Linked DNA regions of Homo sapiens: region 2 is linked to region 1. A link is a contact called in ENCODE Hi-C or POLR2A ChIA-PET data. All regions are on one chromosome and are shown on one strand. Each heading gives the region's core, a stretch centred on a gene start or an enhancer-like site at or near the end of the contact. The rest is flanking DNA. Distances are from core to core; before and after follow the strand shown. Region 1 holds the start of LINC02946 (long intergenic non-protein coding RNA 2946). Region 2 has its middle 48 kb from the start of NCK2.

Region 1 (7,164 bases), core at 2,081-4,580:
GCAAACACTATTATATCCTGCTATATCTCATCAAGAATATTTGTGTGTCTGAGGAACATGTCAATATTATCTATAGGAAAAGTATAAAAACATAATCAAGAAGAACATTCACTAACCTCTGCATAGTTAGTTCCTAGTGAGGGAAGGAAGGGAATGACATCAAGAAGCCAAAGGCAATTCGATTGCATCTGTAGTTTCCATTCCTTAAAAAATATCTGAACCTAATTTACTAAATCTGGGTAATGGTATGATGAGAGTATATTATTTTCTGTACTCATTTGTCCTATTTTAAATATTTTTATTAAGTGTCCCAACCTGACTTTTTCTCCTTTCAACTAAGATACTGAAAGGCTTTTTGCCCCAGAACTACTTTTGAAAGGCTTTTTTCAAAAAAAGATACCAAAAGGCTTTTTGGACCCAGAGATATTTTTGAAAGGCTTCTTTAGGCCAGGTACCGTGGCTCATGCCTGTAATCCCAACACTTTGGGAGGCTGAGGCGGGCGGATCACTTGAGGTCAGGGGTTCGAGACCAGCCTGGCCAACATGGTGAAACTCCATCTCTACTAAAAATACAAAAAGTAGCCGGGCATGGTGGTGGGCTCCTATAATCTCAGCTAACTGGGGAGGCTGAGGCAGGAGAATTGCTTGAACCAGGGAGGTGAAGGTTGCAGTGAGCAGAGATTGCACCATTGTACTGTACCCTGGACAGCAGAGTGAGACTCTATCTTAAAAAAAAAAAAAAAAAAAAAAGAAGTAGAAATTCTGAGATGGAAAAGCTTTTTGCCCCAGAGCTTATGCTTTCACATGTCACTATTGCAGCTCCCAGCCCTGTGGGGTTTCACTCTAGGTGTTATCACTTGCTTTGATTATAAGACTCTAAACCACAGCCCTGGGTGAACCCTGGCCCATCTGGCATGAAGACAGAAGACCATCATACAATTGCCAGCCTCTTCTTTTCACTCATCCTCATAGTCAAGAAATATGTGTATGTGTCCACTGCAGCCTGTGTTTGCTCTGCCCCCTCTCTTCACGCCACACTCCCAGCTTGATGTTTGCCAGTTCATGCTTGTGCCAGTTGTTGGCACTTACTCTCTGGCGAGTGTACAGCTGACCTTACTGCCTCTGGCTCCTCCTTCCTGTGCTCTTGCTCTTCCATCCACCAACTTTATTAATACTCTGTTTTATGACCCAGGTTACCGAGGAGACCTCAAATCAGGGTGGAGAAGGTACGTCTGCATACCATGCTCTCCCTCCCCAACCTCTCCTCTGCAGGTCCATAGTCACCTATTCGTGATGCTCCTCAGACATGGCCATCCAGGCGTTGCCCACCTCTCGTTGTTGTGAAATACACTCAATTGCTATCTATTGATACCTATTTTTATATTTTACTACAGTGGCAATGAAAGAATTATTTGGGGGAGGATAGGTAGTAGGAATAGCTTTATTAAAAGAAAAATAAAGATCACAGATTTTGCTGTATACATTTCCAAATTCTTCATCACAGTTTTTTTTTTTCTTCACGAGGATTGGATTGTACTGCATATGGCACTTTGAAACCTGCCTTTTCCCTTTATGATTTATTCTGGGCACCTTTTTTTCAGATCAATGATTTTTTTTCTTTTTCTTTTCTTTTTGTTTTGTTTTGTTTTGAGACAGGGTCTTACTCTGTCACCCAGGCTGAGTGCAGTGGCCTCATCTCGGCTCACTGCAACCTCAACCTCCTGGGCTCAAGCAATCCTCCTGCCTCAGCCTCCCAAGTAGCTAGGACCACAGATGCGTACCACCACACTCAGCTAATTTTTTTTTTTTTTTTTTTGTAGAGACAGGATTTTGCCACATTGCCCAGGCTGGTCTCAAACACCTGGGCTCAAGCAGTCACCCTGCTTTGGCCTCCCAAAGTGCTGGGATTCCAGGAGGTCAATGACCTCAAGCTCCTCTATTCCCAGCAGCACTTCTGAGCTCCTGGCAGGAACATATATTCATGTATAAGCATGAAAAGGGGGGTCCCCAACTCTGCCAAGGGTGGGAGTAGGGAGCCACGGTAGACTCCCTCACAAACACAATTGGAGATGACCAGAAGGCTAAACATTGGTGCCTTTGGCCTTCAAGATACCCTTTAGAAGACAATTATTATATTTTCTTGAGTGTGAATGGAGATAGGATGGGAGGAGCAGCTTCCAGGACCCTGCCCCACGGCAGACCGGCCTCTGCCCTGTGGATCCCAGGACCCTGCCCAACAGCAGGCTGCCCTCTGCCCTGTGCATCCCAAGCACTTTCTCTGTGCTGCCTGGTGTTGCAGAAGTCCTGCCTCGCCATGGACACCGTGGAAATGAACAGGCTTGCTGAGTGACTGGCATTTGCAAAGCTTTCACAAATAACACTAAACACCGTGATTTCCTCAAGATGTTCTGGAGCCCTCAGACTGGGCCCTCTCTGTTGTGGGGTGCTCAATCTTCCCAGGCTCAGGCTGCCCCAGGGGCTGGGCCACGCTGCCCCAGGGGCTGGGCCACGCAGCCCCTATCGTCACCCTCACTACCCAGGCCTCTAGCCTGCACCCTTCCCCTCCCTACACTCCCCACAGGCAGCTCTCATCAAGCAACTGCTTCTCCAAGCGCTTGTGACTAAACCCCAAAGAGGCCTGGAAAGAGGATGTTGGAAACAAGCAGGGGGTGCACTTTGGGGGAGGCGAGGCCTGGGAAGCCGGCACACTTCTATGTGAGTGGAGGCTGTTGGCTGATTGGCCACTTGACCTTTGACCTGAGCCCCAAGGAAAGTGCACCCTCCTCTCTTTCATTTTGTTTATGGCTTCATACAAGCTTCCCATTTACGTGAACATTCTGACAGAAGAGGGCTCTCATTTGGCCAGGTCCTGAAAGCAGAGAATTCTGCTCCTTCTATGGGACCAGCAGCCTCTCTTGCGGGCGTTTGGCTCTGCCTGCGAGGCAGGTGGGCTGCCAAGGCTTCCCAGCTGGGCTTTTCTGCTTTAGATAAGCTGAGATATTTGTGCATGAAACCTTCTGCGATGTGACCCTGCGAAATGCATGCTGCGCCACACCCTTTTATCGTTGTTAATTGAGAGCAGAGTGTTGCTAAACTTACCATGTGATGGATATTTCTCCGTTTTGATATTGCACAGAATGAAGAACATAGCAGACAGATGAAGTAGGCCTGGTGGTGCTCTGAGCAGAACAAATCCTAAGGCCAGGTTAGACTAGCTTTGCACTGTTTCCCTCGTGTCTAGATTTCTGAAGGATGAGTCTTTTGATTTGTTTCTAACCTGCTTAAAAGAGATGGGGAGGCGGAGGAAGCAAGGAGCCGAGGTGCAGCCGGATGCCTCCCAGGATGAATAATGGCAACAAGAAACAGAGTTCTTAAAGCCCAGATGATAAGGGCCTCAGTCTGGGTGTGAATGAACTTGGCCTGACTTCTTTGCTGCCGTCATATGAACCGGAAGGAGACAGCTTAGATAGAGCAAGCCTGCTCCTTCCAGAAGCACGAGGGTCCTGTGGCGGTTTTTGCTTCAAACACCGCAGAACACAGAGCAAACCCCATGACGCCGTCCTTCAACTAAACAGCCCAAAGCAGCAAACTAGAGGTTTCCATTTTTAGTTTGCAAGGGGAACAACTGAGCTTTCATGAGTTGGAATTTGCTAACGTAAATTGAGCCTTTGTAAGAGGGCTGAAATTGACCCTGGAGACGGAAAGCACAGGAAATATTTGCTGTGGTCGGTGGGAGAGGACGCTCCGCAGACAAAGCCGCCTGCTTCTCCCGTCAGGCCTGCCTCCTCTCTAGGCAAATATTGGAGGGATGACTTTTTTATTTGCAGAGAGGATTTGGCTAATTTTGTTTTATTTGTGTACCTTACATTCATGGAGCACTCTGCACAGTCTGTTGGATAATCTCTAATTATTCCTTTCCTCTTCACACCTGTGAGGCCGATGCTCAGCATATTTCAGAGGAAGCTGGCACCAGGGATGAGGGAATCTGCCCAAGCATGAGTCACCTGGAATATTAAACCAGAACCAACACACAAATGATCTGTGCAAAGAGGTCAGCAAAATAAAGGATTCACTGCAATTCATCCTTCTGTGGTCACTGCCGGGCTTTGGGCTCCCATCCCTTCCCGGCCCTCCCATTCCATATCCCTCTTCTGTATTTGCAGGCAGCACCATTGAAGTGTGTTTGACAGACAGAACTACTGTTTTGAATCAACCCTCTGAGATGTCTAAATCAGCCTGTCAGACTTTGCTCCCTCTATCACGTTTCCCAAGAAGAGGATCAGAGATAAAGAGAAATATGGAAATTTGGAGTAAAAGGTGAGTCTAGAGAACAAGAAAAAAAAAATGTGCCTTCAGAGACTACAACAAAGGAACCCAACAAAATATAGGACAATCTGGTTACTATGTTGAAGTCACAAATGTGAAGAAAATAATATACCAAAACGTTTCAGAAAAATCCAACTACTATAGCCAAGCGAATGACACATTAGTGACATAATGAACAATTAGAATTAAAACTTTTTAAAGTGTCGTAAAAATATTTCTTTATTGTTTAAAAATGAGATTTCAAAATGTTTCCAAACCTCATCAGTGAAGGACATACCTACATTTCTAACCCAGATGAGGTTTTTGAAATGTGGAATATAGAAGCAGTCCCTTTAAAAAGAAAAAGAATGCCTTTCATGCTGGATTTGTACAATTTCCATATGTTTTAGTAATCAAGAAGTACAGAATCCCTTGAAATGTGCAGAGATTCAAGGCTAGAGCCAACATAGCATTCAGAGTCTTAAATAAACATATAATGTTTGGGAAAGCAATATTCTGGATGTTAATTTTCAATCTCTAGGTATACCTGTCAGTCTTTAAGATGGAAACTTCTGCTTGTCAGAGTTTGAGGCCTCTGTGAACTTGCAGGGGGTGAGTCCTGGCTTGGCCCACTCACCGATCCCCAAACACTGGCGAGGAAGAAACTGAAACAGCTGTAACCACTCACTTAAATATACCATGGCATTCGTACAAATGATCGTCGACTTTGAACCCAAGAGCTGGGGTCCAATAGGAAGACAACTCCAAATCAGGCCTTAAAAACCTGGTTTCAGAATACACATTGCTGCCTTGCCTTTGTGGGTTTGTTTATTCGGCAATTGCATGTTAAGGAAGTGGGAGTAGAAATCACTTATTTGGACACTTATTAAGCTGGTCAAATTCTCCTAATTCTAGAATCTGAAGTACAGCATCTGTGGAAAAATACAGGGGATGAGATTATAGAGACAGAAACCAGCCTGTATAATGCTAAGACTTTCTGTCTGGGGGTGCTAGACATGTGAGCCCACCACCCTCCCCAGCTAGGTTCATTTTTTTTTTTTTTTTTTTTTTTTTTTTCTGAAAATTGCTCAGTTTCCAGCTTAGAAAAGATTGGACATAACATGGAACCTTAGATCTTTAGCCAATAACCATGTTTATAGGTGCTGAGGACCTGAGATCCTGCCTAGTTAGAAGCAGATCTCAAGCACTCACGATGGCCATCAGGGATGAGGTGGTCCAGCTTGATTCTCTTCTGGAAACCACAGACATAAATAGTATAATCTAAACACTAACATACCATGAATCATGGTTTATATTTTTAAATATTATTTGCAAAAATATAAAATTGAAGTAAATTAGTTGCCCCATTGGTGAGCAAGGCTGTCTTAGAGCAGGCACGCAAGATTTCTAAGTGGACTATTTCAGGCCATGACAACCTTGCCCTTGAACATGGTCAGAAAGCCCAGGCTGTGCTTTTCATAAATAAGATTCATGTTCTTTATTCTGGAACCTAGCACTGTGCCTGGCCCAAAGCTGGTATTCAATAGCTATTCATGCAGCTAAATTGGGGAGCTTCTTAGCTGGTCTAACTTGTTCACCGTTCATTCTGTACTTTGCTACGATGTTAATCAGCCTGATACACTACATACAAGAAGGATGTGAACCCAATCGAGCCCCAAAGCCCTTGTTTCAGGCCTTAGAACCTACTGTTCTTTCTTATGTATCCCTTCATGAATTCTACAATGGCCTTCTGAGAATCTTCTATGCACCTATAGTAGCACCTACTGTATTACTTTTTATAGTGTAATTGTGTCTCTTTTTTTTTTTTTTTTTTTTTTTGAGACAGAGTTTTGCTGTTTCTGCCCAGGCTGGAGTGCAATGGTGCGATCTCGGCTCACTGCAACTTCCGCCTCCTGGGTTTAAGCAATTCTCCTGCCTCATCCTCCTGAGTACCTGGGACTACAGGCATGCGCCATCACTCCCAGCTAATTTTGTATTTTTAGTAGAGATGGGATTTCACTATGTTGGCCAGGCTGGTTTCGAACTCCTTACCTCAGGTGGTCCGCCTGCCTCGGCCTCCCAAAGTGCTGGGATTACAGGCATGAGCCACCCCCACCGGCCCATAATTGTGTCTTAAATATCCCCCCCAAGATATATTTTTTAAAATATCTTGTTTTGCCTTCCTGACTTTCTAAGCTGCGTGCCTTGCACTTGAGGCTGTGTCTGTTTACACCAGGAGAACGCTGCTTTCTTCACCCGAATCCAGGCCGGTTCAGTGGCTGCTGGGGCCACCTGCATTTTCTGCTTATTCCCTGTCTACTTTAGATCCACAAAATGCTCCTTCACCACATGCAGTAGCACCCAAGAAAGCAGTGCCTGCTAGACTATTAAGCTGATGACTGCAACAGTGCAGGGGGCACTCATGAGGTGAGGGACAGAGCTGGGGGGCAGCGGGAACCATTTCACCCAACTCGACGGCTCCTCTCACCCACAGGTCGACCCAGATTCCTGTCTCAGTTCCTAGCCTTTCAAAGGATAGTTTTGGGGTAAAAGTAGTATTTTTATATACATATATAGTAAAAATATAAAGAAATGCCAGGAAGGACCAAGATCAAAGTCAAGATGGGTACTTTCCTCCCATCATCTGTGACAACATGGATGAACCTTGAAGACATTGTGCTGAGCGAAGCAAACCAGGCACACGTAGACAGGCACCACATGATCTCACATGGGCGAGCTGAAAGGGTTAAACTTATAGCCGTAGAGATAGAATGGTGGCTCCCAGGGCCTGGGGGCTTGGGAGATGTAGGTCAAAAGATACAAAGTTTCAGTTAGACAGGAGGCACGAGTTCAAGAGCT
Region 2 (7,164 bases), core at 3,000-5,499, 87 kb after region 1:
CATGGAATCCATCCAAACAGGACCAGCATTTGTGAAGAGGCCTCGCTCTGCCTTCATGCTCAAATTGGCTTGCAAATTTTGAGCCCTCTCAGGTCAAAGGCTCTCCGCCATGACCTGTCTTTCCCTGTTGCAATGGCTCTCAAGTCTGCCAGAGCAACTGCACTGTTTGTACTTTACTGCTCGTTACTGGCTGCCCATGTGAGGCTTCTCCCCAGCACTTCCAAGGCCCACATCAACATTCTTTCCAAACCACCATACTGCTGGGAAGAAGTAATACACAGACATGGAATAAACAGATCTTCAACCATCGAAGGCCATCTTTCCAAAGGCCACTCTGGGCTCACCCTCTCCATCCCTGACTCAGGAATTCACAGGGAGACATCATGGCGGCTGCTGCCCCATGGCATGCTCGCTCCCTTGCGCTCCAAGTTTCACCAGTCTTGTACCTTGTAAAGCAGAAACATGTGGTTTTTTTCTCCCTAGAAATCAGAAATCCCATTTTGAACAAAACAGTTCCGAATATTCTATGTCACTTGACATTGTCCCAAAGCAACTATCAGAGTATTTTCATTTCGCCCACACCCCTTACATCTGCTTTTCCAATTAGTTTTCACTTCTAATTTGCCTTCCCCATTGAGTGCAGGTGCTCACACAACAGGTGCTGTCTAATATTGTGCTTGACAGAGCATCTCTTTTCACATGTTAGCCATGAATGTGGAGTTAGGCTTTGCATCTAATTTTGCCTATGACATCCTTGGTAGTTGAACACAGCTGACTCACACTGGGAGGAAGATATTTTTTGGTTCCCATAGTTTCATCCCTCAAGGATTTCTAAAGTACATTCTCACCAAAAGATCTATCCTGGAGGACTCAGGTCTGAGAGCCATCCTAACAGCAGGTATTTCATGGCAGGCTCTCCTAGGCTTGGTAGGCACGTCAAGGAGGTTTTGTTTAACCGCGTCTTTATGAAGATGTGGGCTGAGAGTCAACCTCTCTGCCCTCCCCATTGCGTTCTGTCATCCAATCTTGGTCATAAGTAATACAGAAAGAAGGGGAGATTTGGCAATTAGCCAGCTGATTTGATTAATATAGACAGATTACTAAATGCAAATGGATTTTTTTAGACACTAAGCCACTCTACCTTGCTAGTCATGTACATCTATCAAATTAAGTGGAACAGTGCCAAGACTCTACTTTATGTTGTGCTGTGAAGGTACAGCCCAAGAAATGGACCAGATCCTGGGTTACTTGAGGTCTGCAGCAAGGATCGGATGATGATTTCAATTCTGGATCCATACTTAAAATTAGGGCATCATTTTTGGGGTTTTGTTTTTTTATTTTTATTTTTTGCCCAAAACTTTCACACTGAGTCTTAGTTGTAAAATCCTCATACAAATGGAATTTTATTATTTTGTTTTTGGGGTTTTTTTTTGAGGTAAAGTTTTACTCTGCCACCCAGGCTGGAGTGCAGTGGCATGATCTCGGCTAGAATCACAGGCGTGTGCCACCATGCCTGGCTAATTTTTGTACTTTTTTTTTTAAGTAGAGACGGGGTTTCTCCATGTTGGCCAGGCTGGTCTCGAACTCTTGACCTCAAGTGAACCACCTGCCTTGGCCTCCCAAAGTGCTGGGATAACAGGTGTGAGGCACTGTGCTCCGCCACAAATGGAATTTTAGAGAGTAGCCCAAGAGGTTAATGGAGCTGCTCTGATTAGCCACAGACAAAACTCTCCCTATCCCCACAACTCCCCGAAAAGTGTATTTTGAAATGCACTAATTTACACAAAATTTATCATTGACCAAATCCAGTCATACAGTCTGTGGGGGTCAGGAAAAACAAGAAGGAAAATAGATGGTGCACTCAAACAAGGATAATGGGAGGAGGTTTTATTTACAAAGGGACCTTTTTCGAAGGCATGGTGAAGGGTAGGGAGCCATGAGGGGTAAGCACGGGAATTCAGGCCAACAGCTGCAAGACTGCCATCCAGCTCCCACCTCCAGGCCTGGCGGGAGGAGGGGAGGGAGACATCGCAGAGCCTGGGAGGGGAGAGAGTCGTGCGGAGCAGGCCACTTTGAGAGGACCATCATGCCTTTTTGTTAATGTGGGGGGAACCAGGAAATAAATATCCCAACCCCTTTCCTGCTCCTTCCTTCCAGTCCCCTGCTGGGCTCCTCATTGGCTAAAGCCAACCAGATGCCAGAAGGCATGGAACCCATTGATGCAAACCGGACAGATCAACTTTATGGGGAAGCCAGCAGAGTGACGTGGAGATGGAGCTGGGGAGCCCACTTGTCTTCACTCTGTCTAGTTCTTCCTTCCCAGTTGCGTGGCGTAGTCTCATGAAGATCTATTGGCTTTCAGCACTGAGTTATTTCAATGGCTTCACAAGAGGCCTTCCCACTTCCATCTTTCTATCACACCATTGTGGATGGTATGATAGTATGATGGTATGATTGTCTTCAAACATCATAGAAAGACAAGGTTGCAAGCTCCTTAAGATGTTCTAGTTTGTCTCACTTCTGATACTTGAACCATGCTAGAACATCTCCATGTGTAATTGTAAAGCCAACACTTAAATCCCTCTTCACCCCAACAGAAGCCGTATCAGCATTGCAGAACTTGAGAGTTTGATAGGTCCCCTGATGTTGAGCTAAAATCTACTTCTCAGAACTTCTCTGTATTGTTCTTAGTTACAGAGATGCAGAGAAAAGCCAATTCTCTCTTTCACACAAGAGCCATTTGCTCATACATCCTAATACCCAGATACCCAGATATCCAGCGACCACCTGCCTGGATATTCCTGCCTGCCCTTCTGAGGAGTAAATCCCAGTCATCTCTCTGCATTCTGCAAACAGGCCAACTGATTGCTTATGGCTTTGAATTGATGTTATTGGCACACAGAAAGCCCACAACAGATATTGCTTAATGAATGAATATATCCTGTAAGTGATTTCTTCTCGGTGATACCCTCCTATTTCAATTATTTAGGAAGCTAAGTAATATGCAACTGCAGCCTGAGGCTCCTGCTGTTTTATTAAACACCGGGACTTGTTATCCTGTAGTGTTATTCCGAACTCCAGTGAATAAGCTTTTCTAAATATTTTTCAAGTCAAAGAATAGACTCTTAGAAAGATTGAGGGGGTCTTAGCCAGACTGGGTGGCTTAAGCAACAGAAGTTTATTGTCTCACAGTTCTGGAAGCTAGAAGTCCGAGACCAAGATGGTGACAGAGTTGTTTTCTTCTGAGGCCCCCTGTGCCTTCACATGGTCTTCCCTCTGTGTCTTAATCTCCTCTTCTTATAAGGACACCAGTCACATTGGATTAGGACCCATGCAAAAGACCATGTTGTAACTTAATTACCTCTTTAAAGACCTTAATTCAAACAAGTTTACATTCTAAGTTACTAGGAGTTCCCAGGGCTTCAACATATGAATTTGGCATGGGAAAGGGAACACAATTCAGTCCCTAACAGAGGGTCACCTAACCTGGTCATTGCTCTAGTGCCCTTGCAGGAATGCCTTCCAAAATATCAGTCATAAAAGTAGCTGCCAGACATCTGCTTGGGTCCTTAAAAAGATGAGGAGTTCACCATTTCATAAGACAGCCCTTTCCTTTGCTGGGCAACTTTGAGTGTTGGAGTTTTTGCACATGTTGATCGAAAACAAGGATCTGTATAATATTCCCTTTTAGTTTGGTTCTTACTCCAAGAAGAGCATTGGGAGTTCTTCCCTCTCTTCTACATGTTAGCTCTTCCTTTATGAATAGACTTCACCAGCCCATTTCAGGCAAAAGAAGATGCCTTGATTGGATCCCCAACCGCAGGCACTCAGTTCTGATAATCTGATTCCCCAATTCATAGATGCTCATTACTGAAAAGCCTACAGAGGAGTTTTTCTCATTCAAAAGTGGAGAGACACATTGCTGGACCAGAATTCTCCTCCCAACACTGCATTTTCCCAGGGTGGCTTCAGTTGGAAAAGACCCCCCTCCCACACATCCCTTAAGGAACCATCCATTCCTGAGTCCCACGCAGGAATCCAGAATCGACATGCCCCTGTGTGTTCGCCAACATTTTCCTAGTGCTTTCATGTTGATGAGAGTTGAATCAATCCCATAAACCTTGGTTAATTCCCTTAGCGACTGGAAGAATAATTAACAGACAGGGCTTTGTTCTTCAGAATAGAGTATCTGCAGCAAGCTCAAACTGCACAGGCAGGCCAAGGTCACGGCAGCTGCCAGCAGATCGCCCACACTCCCAGCCATCATTATCAGCCCTGGGGAGAGCCTCTGACCTGGCAGAGCAGCGCCAAGGCTGGCGTGCATGCAGGAAATCTCCTGCTTCCTCCTGGCCTTAACCAACCTACATACCAATATTTTCCCTCACTTACATTAATTTTAATATCATGACAGTTTAAACATGTTAAAAGCATGGCTCTAATCACAATCCCACTCAAAAGCCTCCAGCGGTTTACCATTGCCTATTGAATTTAGGCAAAACTTCCAACCGTGCCTTTAGTGTTGTGCTGGTTATAATCCATTTGCCTCCCTCCACCCCACCCCATACTCATCCCAGGGCTCTAGGAGGCTGATCTCTGAGGGCAGAATTGCCTGGGCTTTCTCCCCTGTGGCTTCTGGTTGGGCTCAACCAACTGGAAGAAGCAACAAGAGATTGATGGACAAGAAGAGAAAGAGGTGGCGTTTGTCTTGCCCACAACTTCCCTGCTCAGTGCTACTGAGCAGTGACTGGATCCCCTCAAGAGCACAGCCCTGCTGGCTGGCCCCTCCTCCAGGGTTCTGCCCCTTCCTTCCCCAGATCTAGGGGTGAGGGGCTGCTCCCTATTGACACTGTCCCGATGCCTTATTATCTCTTGAGTCCCTTAATGCTGACCACAACCTCTGAATCACCAGTCTCTTGACCTGACTTTTCCTTCTAGAACAAAATGAGGATAAATGCCCCCAGGTAAATGAACCCAATCCACTTCTCCATTCTGCTCTCTGATCTTCCTAACTCGTAGCCTGAACCTCAGTTACACTTTTCTACCCGCTGTACCAAAAGTCATAAGTCTTTCAACTCTGACTGCAGAATAGAATAACTTGAAAAAAAATTAAATATCACTGTCTCAACCCCAGCCTCTGAGATTCTGACTCAGTGGACCTGGAGTGGGGAAGAACTGCATGACTGTGCACCAGCAGAGCCCGTGCCAATGGCAAGGATCTGGCTGGGCAGGGGAAGCCCCCAGCACAGGCATGGCTTGTTTAAAGCACTCCAGGTGATTCCCATATACAGCCACGACTGAGGGCCACTGTCCTATAGATCAGGTTCCCTGCCACTTTGCATTAGCACATGATTTGCCTCCTCTGTGGAATACATCCATCTGTCCTGCCCATCAGCATGTCATGCAGTCCCACCTTCAAAGCCCATCTCAGATGAGCCTTTGCATGAAGCTTTTTAAGTCTGCCCTCAACCCCATCCCAACCAGGTCCACATGTCTGTCCTTTGAAGACCAGTGGCTGTGGGATTTTTTTTCCTCTTTACTTTATATGAGAGTTGGTGACCCAGGCAGCTTTTTCACACAACGGTCTCCAATGATGCTATAGGCATGTACAAGTGAAAGACCTGAGTCCTCTCATCCAACTTCCCACTCAGTGCAGGAAGCGCAGGCTAGGGCGATACTAGGTCAAGTGTCTCTGGTGCCACAGACTTGCATCCTGCCACCACTTTTCCAAATTAAAAAGGCTGGAATTGATTCCAGTTCAAATTCTAAACCCAGCCTCCTTACATCTTCCTAGCTATTTAACTTCACATTCCTTTAAAATGTTTTGTAGAAAATCAATTCTATAATCATGTTGTAGAAGAGCAGTGTTTTGTTTAGCTGTTACATCTGAGTATTAATTAATTGTTACAAATCACAATCAATAAGTACAAATGCTGTGTTCAAAACAATTCAACATTTTCTGTGAAAACCTTGATTTACTTAGTTTTCAGGCCGTACTGCAAATACAAAGAATGTGCTTATTATTTTTTAAAAACAGCTTCTTTGGTTCTGGGAGATGAAGCAATATGACAATTTTTCATGCCAGTCCAGGGCTAGATCCTTCCTCAGTTTAATGGTAAATGAGGCAGCCTCATCATCTTTTTTTTTTACCTTCCTTCTCCTCCTCAAACACTTTATATCCGTCTCACCTTGCACTGAAGCCTGTGTGCTAGGCTCTCATGCCATAATCACAATTAACTGTTAACAGTGAGTGTGAACAGTGGCCACCTGCCCCTCATTAAGGTCCTCCATGCTTTTCTCACTGGTAATAAGTATTCATTCTTCATCACATTGAGGACACCAGCAGTTGTAAGATGCACCATTATTTTCTGTGCCACTAAGGAAGAAAAAAAATCGCTGATAAATAAACTGTGGCAAGCTGTCAACTGGAAGGTGTTGTTGATTGCAGTACACATCACAACGTCAGAGATGTTACTATAGGAAAATATGCATGTGTTGGAATCTATGAAATACAGCATTCCACACCGCTATTGCCTCCTTCCTGTGAGCTCCACAGTGATCCTATTTCTGCCTCCAATTATTGTCTAAAGTGGATTCTGGACACCACAATCCTTAACTGTAGCTGCATCACCATCTTCCTCCTCTTATATCTGTAATATCTCATTAGGTTACCTTGCATCCAAAGAGAGATCTCTATTTGGATCTCTCCAAGGGGTAAATTTTCATTGACATGAGAAGCTTATCTTGTATGGTTACAGCATAGTCAAGGGACTAGAAGACATTGTCTTTGAAATAGTCAAGTTCATTGGCAACATGTTTCAGTCCTGGGGGAGTTCTGAAATACTCAATGACTTTTGGGAGAGTAGCTAAAGTTATTTACTATGACAGAAATGTTCATTACATTATTACTATTTTGAAATGTCACAAATTATTTTTTAGTTGAAAAAAGAGTAACATATAAAAGTGCATATTTATTTTCATGTTACCCACAAAGCTGAAATGATTTTTTAATGTTTTTATCTAAACTTTTTTTTTTTTTTGAGACAGAGTTTTGCTCTGTCACCCAGGCTGGAGTGCAGTGGCCCAATCTCAGCTCACTGCAGCCTCTACCTCCCAGGTTCAAGCAATTCTCATACCTCAGCCTCCCGAGTAGCTGGGATTACAGGC

The links. Hi-C counts contacts between places; a loop is a spot of excess contacts on that map. ChIA-PET counts read pairs that join two places held with the same protein, here RNA polymerase II (POLR2A).
Region 2: a map of cardiac septum shows a loop between it and region 1 (3-fold over the local background). The contact joins the enhancer-like site here to the promoter of LINC02946 in region 1. A Hi-C loop is called at or near these places in 2 of 168 maps with a recorded cell type or tissue (cardiac septum and psoas muscle). POLR2A ChIA-PET finds 5 or more read pairs at or near these places in 3 of 52 experiments (BJ, WTC11 and activated naive CD4-positive, alpha-beta T cell).

The regions. Positions count from the first base shown.
Region 1 is chr2:105,607,229-105,614,392 of GRCh38, forward strand. It overlaps LINC02946 (long intergenic non-protein coding RNA 2946), which reads right to left and starts at 3,331. Exons shown (of 4, transcript NR_038891.1): 1 at 3,100-3,331. LOC107985929 (a long non-coding RNA gene) reads left to right here and starts at 3,921. Exons shown (of 3, transcript XR_001739626.2): 1 at 3,921-4,051; 2 at 4,164-4,317.
Region 2 is chr2:105,693,767-105,700,930 of GRCh38, forward strand. No RefSeq gene overlaps it. Among named protein-coding and RNA genes, the nearest start is that of NCK2, 48 kb to the right of the region's middle. RefSeq lists an enhancer at 223-392 and a silencer at 5,062-5,241. Within about 2 kb of position 4,250, at least 3 of the 41 ENCODE cell types and tissues checked have a DNase peak (open chromatin) inside an H3K27ac peak, as active enhancers do.